Regions from separate parts of the Homo sapiens genome. Here region 2 is linked to region 1. A link is an interaction called in ENCODE POLR2A ChIA-PET data of the cell type or tissue named here. Cell type or tissue: A673. All regions are shown on one strand. Region 1 overlaps KRT10-AS1 (KRT10 antisense RNA 1). Region 2 overlaps RARA (retinoic acid receptor alpha).

Region 1 (5,000 bases):
GTGCAGAGTCTCTCCTGGGAACAGACAAGGCCTACAAGTCTGATCTCTTCCAGGGCAGGATATCTTGCCTCATTAGTTCTTTTTCTTTTCAAATTAGTCTATTTTTTTCATCACAGAAGTATGATAAGGAAGGCTTGTCTAGTCTGAAAAAGAAACTAAAATCCCTTATGTTCTTGTTAATTTTCCAAGTCACATAACTGAAAAATACAATTTTAGCTCATTTCAAAAGAGTTTTAGGAGTTACTCAGTTTAAGCCAGCAACAGTGTGTTTAAAAAAAGAAAAAAGTTAATCATTGTGTTTTTAAAAAGCTCTGAAGATAGGTCTGTGTTCAAATCCCACCAAAGTCCCTTTATTGAATCGTTTTGGGCATGCTAAATTTTAACTAATTTCTTTTCTTTTTTGAGGGGTTTGTGGGAAACAGGGTCTCACTCTGTCACCCAGGCTGGAGTGCAGTGGTGCAATCACAGCTCACTGCAGCCTTGACCTTTTGGGCTCAGGTGATCCTCTCACCTCACCCTCTTGAGTAGCTGGGCCCACAGGCATGTGCCATCACACCAGGCTCTGTGTGTGTGTGTGTGTGTGTGTGTGTGTGTGTGTGTGTGTGTGTGCGTGCATGTGTTTTGTAGAGACGGGGTTTTGCCATGTTGCCCAGGCTGGTCTCAAACTCCTAGGCTCATGCGATCCTCCTGCCTTGGCCTCCCAAAGTGATGGAACTACAGGCGTGAGCCACTGCGCCTGGCCAACTAATTTTAGTTAAAATAAAATTTCTGGCCAAGGGTGGTGGCTCACGTCTGTAATCCCAGCACTTTGGAAGGCTGAGGCAGGTGGATCACCTCAGGTCAGGAGTTCGAGACCAGCCTGACCAACATGAAGAAACCTCGTCTCTACTAAAAATACAAAATTATTAGGCATGGTGGCACATGCCTGTGATCCCAGCTACTCGGGAGGCTGAGGCAGAAGAATCGCTTGAACCTGGGAGGCTGAGGTTGTGGTGAGCCAAGATTGCATCTCTGCACTCCAGCCTGGGCAACAAGAACAAAACTCCATCTCAAAATAAATAAAATAAAATAAAATTTCCCTCATAAAGTTGCCAACAGGATTTGATGAGACAAAAATGCAAGTAAAATTTAGAACAGGTCTTGGAACATAAAAAAGTCTCATCAAGCTCTATAAACTCTATCTTAGGACTGACTTTGCAAATGTTATTTGCATATTTGTTTAATGGGTTTAATACAAGAAATCAAAAGTTCTTTGGAGATTATCAGTCGTCAGCCTTGTGAAAGAAGCCACAGAATGGTTGTGGTACATTTTCTCTGTTACTATTGTGTGTTACATTTAAATAATTATTTTCTCTGCTACTATTGTGTGTTACATTTAAATAATTATTTAAATCTATTCCTCTACCATTCTTACAACCCCCTTACCAAAAAAAAAAAGTGATTCAAAGACAGAGGGTCCATTTATTATGAAATTGACTAGTTGTCTGAGTCCATAAGGTCAAGTATTTTTTAAAAACCTTTAAAATTAGGAAATTAATTTGATTCCTTAAGACTTTTTCCTTTAAATTTAAGCATGTTACATATACTGACTTAAAATCACTAGAGTGGGGGATTAAATGCTTTCACTGTAAACCTTAACCTCTGTATGTATCATTTCTAATCCAAAACTTTCTCTACTCTATTTAGATCTGTCCAGACTCTCTAAGTAAAAATTATGAAGTTATACCCAATTATAATGTTATTTTCTCTCATATCCAGCCATCCTTGAAATGACCAATTGGACAAGCAACCACAGCTGGACCTAAAGGAATTTTCTTAGATTTATGAGGGGGAGAAAACAGCCACTGAATTTTGGACAATGTTCAGTTTCAATATTTTAAAATGGGTCTGTAGAGAATTGTTTGGTACTTTCGGCTTCACTATTTTTTATGAAAACTAAAAGGGATATTACATTTCTATTTTATGTTATATGTTAATTAATTATCCTACTAATGCGCTAACTCATAGTGAGCAATTGTCTTTTACAAAATGAAATTAATTTACCTGAAAAGAAATCCCATGACATACTAATGAAATTTAAAAGCTAAGTTATATTATATTTAATCCTTAAATTACAACATACTCATAGGCTACCTAGCCAGAAACCCAACTAGAATTGTCAATTCTCCTAATATAAAAAACATTCAAAATTTTTAACTTTTTATGGGTCCATGGTAACTGTATTATTCAGAAGGAACAAGAGATATTTCAATACAGGCAACAATGCATAATAATCACACCCAGGTAAACGTGGTACCCATTACCTCAAGCATTTATCATTTCTTTGTGTTACAAATATTCCAATAATATTTTTTTAATTTAAAATGTACAATAAATTATTGTGACTATAATCACCCTGTTGTGCTATCAAATACTAGATTATATTTGTTCTATCTAATTATATTTTTGTACCCATTAACCATCCCCACTTCCCAGCCCCCTCACCCCACACTACCCTTCCCAGCCTCTGGTAACCATTTTTCTACTCTCTATCTCTATGAGTTCAATTGTTCTCATTTTTAGCTCCCACAAATGAGAACATGAGAAGTTTATCTTTCTATGCCTGGTTTATCTCACTTAACATAATGTCCTCCAGGTCCAGTCAAGTTGTTGCAATAACAGGATCTCATTCTTTTTTATGGCTGAATAGTACTCCATTGAGCATATGTACCACGTTTTCTTTATCAACCTGTCTGTTGATGTACACTTAGGTTGTTTCCACATCTTGGCTATTGTGAACACAATTGCAAAAAAAAAATGAGGGTGCAGATATCTCACTGATATACTGATTTCCATGATTTTGGGTATATATCTAGCAGTGGGACTGCTGGATCATACAGTAGTTCTATTATTAGCTTTTTGAGGAACCTCCATACTGTTCTCCATAGTGGCTGTACTAATTTACATTCCCAAGGACAGTGAACGAGGGGGTTCCCTTTTCTCCACATCCTCACTAGCATTCATTATTGCCTCTCTTTTGGATAAAAGCCATTTTAAGCGGGGTGAGTTGTACAACAAATTACTGTGACTGTAATAATTTACATTATTCATTCAACTGCAGTGAGAATCACATTCTCATTGCACAGTTTTGAGTCATTTCTCTGATGATCAATGATGTTGAGCCCCTTTTTACATACCTGTTTGCCATTATATGTTTTCTTATTTTTTTTTTTTGAGGTCACTCTGTTGCCCAGGCTGGAGTGCAGTGGCAGGAACATGGCTCACCTCAGCCTCCCAAGTAGCTGGGACTACAGACACATGCCATCACACCCAGCTAATTTATTTTTATTTTTTGTAGAGATGGGGTCTCCCTACGTTACCCAGGCTGGTCTTGAATTCCTAGGCTCAAGTAGTCCTCCCATCCCAGTCTCCCTAAGTGCTGGGATTAGAGGTGTGAGCCACCATGCCTAGCCTGTATGTCTTTTGAGATTTGTATGTCTATTCAGATCTTTTGCCCATTTTTTTTATCAGATTATTAGATTTTCTTTCCTATTGAGTTGTTTGAGCTCCTTATATATTCTGGTTATTAACCCTCTGTCAGATGGATAGTTTGCAAATATTTTCTCTCATTCCGTGGGCTGTCTCTTTACTTTGTTGATTGTTTCCTTTGCTGTGCAGAAGCTTTTTAATTTGATGTGATGTATGAAAAAAATTCAAATTTTAGAATAAAACTACAGATATATTTTAGCAGGTTACTAGTATCAAGATAATCTCAACAGATCCAAGACAAAAAAAAAGTGACCTTTAATGAAGAGGAAAAAGTGAGGGCCAAAATGTTTTCTTAATATATATAGTGTATTTCCATTCTAAGGAATATATCTTTATATACTTTAAGGTATTTTAAAATTCCTATGCAGAATCTTGGTTTTCTTATCATTCTTACATATTCTTACATCAAAAAGTATCATAATTTCCTTTAAAGCAAAATTAAATTAGTTGTCTTCAACCAGCCTTCATTTAAATTTTTAACTTGCACTATTGCCAAAACATACAGGCCAAGAGTTTGGAGAAAAAAATAAAGGCAAAGAAAGTGGGGAAAGGCACTGAGGCAATACGAAAACATTCAGAGAACAATGAGTACTGGGTGCAGCAAGAACAGAGGCACCCTCCCTTCTCTAAAGGAACTTAAATGTCGTATTGCATTGGAAACACTAATAAAGAGGCCAGAATATTATAACAAATTATAAAACACCAAGTTGTTCAACATAGGAAATGAGAAGAAAGAGACAGCCGTGAACTACAGACTAACGGTGGGAAGTCTCATGAAGGAGATGGCATTTAAGTCAGAGTCTGGAGTTGAGGTAGAATAACTTGAATAAACAGCAAAGTAGAAGATGGGCATTCTAAGCCAAGAGCAACAAACACAAGCCTTAAAATGGAACAAAGCATAGTATCTTAGCCAAGAGTAGAAAGGCCTGCTTAAAGGATTAAGTAATTAAAGGATTCTTAAAGGAGATGCTAACACACATTTTTTCACTGAATCATGGATTATTATCCATATTTTAATATTTAACATTACTATCCATATTTTATAGGGTAGTAAACTGAGACACGGAAAGCTGAGTATCTTGCCCAGGGCCACATAATTACTTTATGAAGAGAATGTAGCACTCCTTCCACTCCCCACCCTGACTCACCGCAGGGAGCATGAGGTTGGACAGACAGAGTCGGGCAAGGTTATGGAGAAGACTTAATCCATCCACAAGAGGTCCGAGTATGTTGATGAAGTGATGACAGTACTGTTTCAAGAACATCAACCCTGCCGCAGTGAACAGATCTTAATTGACAGTGCTGAGTCAAGAAAACCACTTCAGAAGCTGGTGAAGTAATCTTCGAGAAAAGTGGTGAAAGCTCAGATTAGGGCAGTTACAGTGGGGCTACACAGAAAGAAACGAATACATTAGCTATGACAAAGAGAAGGTGACAAAATTAGTGCCTTGGTGGATGTAGGAGATAAAGAA
Region 2 (5,000 bases), 500 kb after region 1:
TTCTGTGAGCTGGCACTTTTCCTGGGAAGGTCCAGAGCTGGCCTTCAGGGCACCAAAAAAGATGCCACTCCTAGATGGGCCCCAGCTAGGTGGCTGAGGGGGCCATGTCCTGTGATGCTGCAGAAAAAAGAAAGACAGGTGAGTGGGCACTGAAGAACAGGCACACAGGCATTCCCCGTGGAGCTCCCCAACCTGGGCTGCCGGAGATTTTCCCGTGGCACCCAGCTGAGCAGACAGCTGGCACCATGCCTGGCTGGCAGAGATGACCTGGAAGCAGGGCCCAGACACTGCTGGGGGTGGCAGATAGCACAGCCAGGCTGGGGAGACAGGGACAGAGCCCAGAACCTTGGAGGGCCTCTCACCCACAGTCCTGAGGGGAAAGGGTCCACAGTGCCACCTCAAGGGATCACTGCAGCAGAAACGGGCAGCTGGCCCTCCTTCCCCCAGTGAGGGTTACCTGAGGTCAAGATGCAGAGAACGTGTGCTGGGGGGGAAGAGGGAGGGGGAGGAAAAGCCGCTTCCCTAAAGCATTGGCACTTCTCAGAAAAATGACTCCTAAGCCAGGGGGCCCCTCTTACACCACTTCCCCCCCAGATCCAAGCCCCAGCACCCCAGACGGGTTTGTCCCACAGGCCCTGGGAGGAGGCCCATTTACGTACACACTAATAGGAAAATGGGAACCAAGGACTCCTAGGTATCACCTCCAATGCTTAACAGCATGGATGGTCCAGGGGTAGGCGATGTGTAGGAGGGCAAGGACCGCCCAGGAAGCCTCCTACCCCCAGGCAATGAAGGAGAGATTGATCTCAAGGTTCACCCACATACTTCTGTCTGCAGAAGCAAAACACATGAACTGGGGTGGGAGGTGGGCAGAAGATGAAAGGCCAGATGCCCCCTTCACCAGTGTGAATACAGATCCACACCCTGTTTGAACAGCTGGCACCAGAGGATATGCACAGATAATACCATGGGGTAGAGACAGAGACAGAGATGAACCCAGAGATTCCATAACACAGTGAGACAGATAGGCAGCAACAAGAGCAAAGAGAGAGAACACGAAGAACATATCCATACGAGGACAAGAGGATGTTTCAAATCCATTTTGGGTACAGGTTATATATAAATACATATGCATGTATTTATATATGAAAAATACATATATGAAAGACAAAAGAAAAGAGACAGACAAAAAGAAACATGGCCAATCAAAAGCACAATGAGGCTGGGGGCGGTGGCTCACGCCTGTAATCCCACCACTTTGGGAGGCTAAGGCAGGTAGATCACCTAAGTCAGGAGTTCAAGACCAGCCTGGCCAACATGGCAAAATCCTGTCTCTACTAAAAATACGAAAGTCAGTTGGGTGCGGTGGCTCACACCTATAATCCCAGCACTTTGGGAGGCTGAGGCAGGTGGATCACCTGAGGTCAGGAGTTTGAGACCAGCCTGACCAACATGCCGAAACCCCATCTCTACTAAAAAATACAAAAATCTACTAAAAAATTAGCTGCGCATGGTGGCAGGTGCCTGTAATCCCAGCTACTTGGGAGGCTGAGGCAGGAGAATCGCTTGAACCAGGGAGGTGGAGGTTGCAGTGAGCTGAGATCACACCATTGCACTCCAGCATGGGTAACAGAGCAAGACTCCGTCTCCAAAAAAAAAAAAACACACACACAAATACAAAAGTTATCCAGGCGTGGTGGCACATGCCTGTAATCCCAGCTACTCAGGAGGCTGATGCACGAGAATTGCTTGAACCTGGGAGGCAGTGAGCCGAGATTGTGTCACTGCACTTCAGCCTGGGCAACAGAGTGAGACTCCATCTCAAAAAAAAAAAAAGCACAATGAGATACCACTTCATACCCACTAGGCTAGCTCTAATAAGAAAGACAGATAATAACAAGTACTGGCGAGGATGTGGAGAAATTGGAATCCTCATATATTGCTGGTGGGAATGTAAAATAGAATAGCTGTTTTGGAAAACAGTTTGGCAGTTCCTCAAAAGGTTAAACACAGCGATGGCATATGACCCAGCAATTCTACTCCTAGGTATCTACCCAAGAGATATGACAACGTAAGTCCACAGAAAGACTTATACATGAACATTCACAGCAGCGTTATTCCTAATAGTCAAAAAGTGGAATCAACCCAAAAGTCCATCAACTGACGAATAAATAAAATGTTGTATGTCCCTACAATGGAACATTATTCTGCCAAAAAAAGAATGAAGTACTGATACTATGATATGGATATTCCTTGAAAACATTATACCGGTTACAAAGACCATGTATTGTAGGATTCCATTTATATGAAATATCCAGGATAGGCACATTTATAGAGACAGAAAGCAGACTTGTGGTTACCAGGAGCTGGGGCGTGGATTTGAGGAATATGGGAAGTGACTGTTGCTGGGTATGGGGGCTCTTTCTGGGGTGATGAAAGTGTTCTAAAATTGATTGTGGTGGTAGTTGCACAACTCTGAATATACTAAAACCACTGAATTGTACACTTTAATGGGTAAATTTTATGGTATGTGAATTATATCTCAATAAAGCTGTTTTAAAAAGAAGAGGAAAGAAAGAAAAGAAACAGGGCCACAGAGACTCAAAATAAGGACTGTCCATTTCCAACACCCCCTATACCTTGCCACTCCACCCCAAGCTCAGGCTACACTAGGTTCCAAGCTCTGAACTCCAGACTCTAGCCTCAAATCTGGAGTCCAGGGGACAAGCACATGGCCAGCATTTGGTTGAAGACCAGGCCTGGGAAGGGGGAGTTCCTGCCAAGGCCACTGTGGAAGAGGCCAGGAATTCTGGCCCAGCTGAGCCAGCCAGCCTGTGTGGAACTGAGGGAGAGAGGGTGGGAGGGGACAGGTACTGGGCTAGGGAGGGGAGGCTGCCCCAGGAGTAAAATCTGGACCTTGCTAATAACCACGATTTTTACTGTTACTCATTATGACAATCATAGGGCCTCTCTCCTCACTCCTGAATAAAGAGCTCCCTTCCTACCCCAGGCCCCTGCCAATTCCCTCCTAGGCTGAGAGGGCTGATGTCAGAGGAACAGGGGCCCCACCCACTGGACCAGTTGCCGCCCTGGCCCCCTCCCAACTCCTGTGGGGCCCCACACAACGGGAACTGGAGCTGGGGGAGCCATGCAAGGGAAGAAGAGGCTGGCAGAACCTCATCAGTTCCTACAGTTGGACCCTCACACACAAATACACATACAAACTCATGCATGCAGGTCTACAGAAAACATCTGGGTGGGCAAGAGCACGCCTGCAGCCCCAGCCTGTGTGTGTGCAGGCATGCATGTGAGGAGAAGGAACCTGGAGATACCATCTCTCCACACCTGGGCTCCACCACACAATGAACACAGCTCAGAAACTGCATGCATGGGCCCCAGTACACAGCTCCCCAAAGACACAACCACAGCCCCACAGTCTCCCAAACTGTACATTCTCCGAACCTCACACAGCCAGGGTGGCCCTTGTACCTGCTGCTTCTGCCAGAAGATGCTCTGAGGTCCTCCCTGTGGGCCCAGCCCATGCACCAGGTCCACAAACACTCAGGTGAATTCACATCCACAGAGGCCTGCCTCTCTCAAGGTGAGGCCCAAGGGGCAGCTAACCCAAAGTGAGGCCTCTGTAACCCACGCTGAGGCCCAGAAAGCCATCACTCCAGATCTCAGGCATCCTGACCCAGCCTTTGGGGGTCGGGAGGCCAGTTTAGTCAGTCCAGCCTGGACCCTCTGGAACCCACCCTTGCTCCCAGAGAAGAGAAAACCACAGCCACCTCAACTCTGCCCCAGTGGAGTTTGAAATTGAATCAAACTTCAATCCCCACTACCCCCACCTCACCCCCAGCCCACCACCCACACACACTACAGGGCAAGGCTGGAAGGCCTCCCCAGACCCCTATCAGAGCCTCCAAAAAGCCTAACCCAGCTCTGCCTGCAAATTTCAGTGCAAATTTACTCAGCTCCCTGGGGAGGGCCTTGAGCCGCAGGAGGGCTAAAGGTCACAGAAATAGGCCAAGGGCCAGAAAGACCAGAGAACAGGGATGGGCAAGGGTAGGGATGACCAGGGTGGGCCCAAAAGGGCACAGACTCTGCCTCAGAAGGTCCATCAGAAGCTATGACCCTCAGAGAGACACCTGGGCCCCAGCCCCCTACACCCCAGGGGTGGAGAAGGCCTCGGCAGAGAATCGAAACCAGTACCAAAGAGAGGGAAAACAAACTACCCACATCCAACCTCCACCCTATGCCAGCCACCTCCACTGCCCACGGGCACCCTCCCCTGAGAGAGAGAAAACCACAGGCCCACACCTCCAATATATGGAGCCTAGCCTAAGCACAGCAGAAAAAGGGGTAGGGGGCTAGAGCACCTGCAACCAGCCCCACACTCCTGCCCACTGGGGCCGCTCTCACCCTCAGAAGGTGCCAGGATCCCTTCTCCAGCATCAGCATCCCTAGCTGCCCACGCGTTACACCCCAGAGTCACACACCTAGAGAAAAAGGTGAGAGCTTTCTGAGCCACGAAGATGGGAGAAAGAACCAGAAGTCGGAAGGGTCAAATCTCAGCTCTGCCACTCTGGGTGACCTTACGCAAGTCACTTAACCTCTCTAAGCATCTGTTTACTCGCCTGTGAACTGCCTACCTCAACAACGAGCTGTGCGATTTCAGACAGGAAGTCCTGGAAAGCACCCAGACCAGAGCTTGGCACAGGGGAGGCCCGGGCAACTGGAGCCCTCCATCCCCATGCCTCTTGCCACCACCTTGGTGCCCCTCAGCAGTCGGCCTGCTTTCCCTTGCCTCACCCCACCCAGGGCAACATCTGTTGACGGGGCCAGGAGGGAGAATTACCCATTTCCCAGGGTCTGCTTCCCTCGGATGGAGGAGAGGGATGTGGGGAAAGGGATATTCGGGGTGTGGGTGGAGGCCTGACCACAACCCATTCCCAAATTCCCTTCTTTCATTTCACAAACCAAAAAAGGGAAACCTTTGG

Evidence for each region. ChIA-PET counts read pairs that join two places held together with the same protein. Peaks named below come from ENCODE experiments on the same cell type or tissue, not always from the same donor. Only the 100,000 strongest peaks of a DNase experiment are listed, where the experiment ranks them.
Region 2: POLR2A ChIA-PET joins it to region 1 with 11 read pairs; 1 of 35 experiments calls an interaction of 5 or more read pairs at or near these places.

The regions. Positions count from the first base shown.
Region 1 is chr17:40,827,973-40,832,972 of GRCh38, reverse strand. The region is part of intron 1 of KRT10-AS1 (KRT10 antisense RNA 1); the gene reads right to left. Among named protein-coding and RNA genes, the nearest start is that of KRT10, 7.9 kb to the right of the region's middle. RefSeq lists a silencer at 4,635-4,864 and an enhancer at 4,608-5,000. In A673, no CTCF peak of the experiment used is centred here; a DNase peak (open chromatin) is centred at 4,812; H3K27ac peaks cover 1,562 bases.
Region 2 is chr17:40,325,974-40,330,973 of GRCh38, reverse strand. RARA (retinoic acid receptor alpha) reads right to left here. Exons shown (of 9, transcript NM_000964.4): 2 at 1-117. Among named protein-coding and RNA genes, the nearest start is that of RARA-AS1, 15 kb to the left of the region's middle. RefSeq lists an enhancer at 4,677-4,736. In A673, no CTCF peak of the experiment used is centred here; no DNase peak of the experiment used is centred here; H3K27ac peaks cover 474 bases.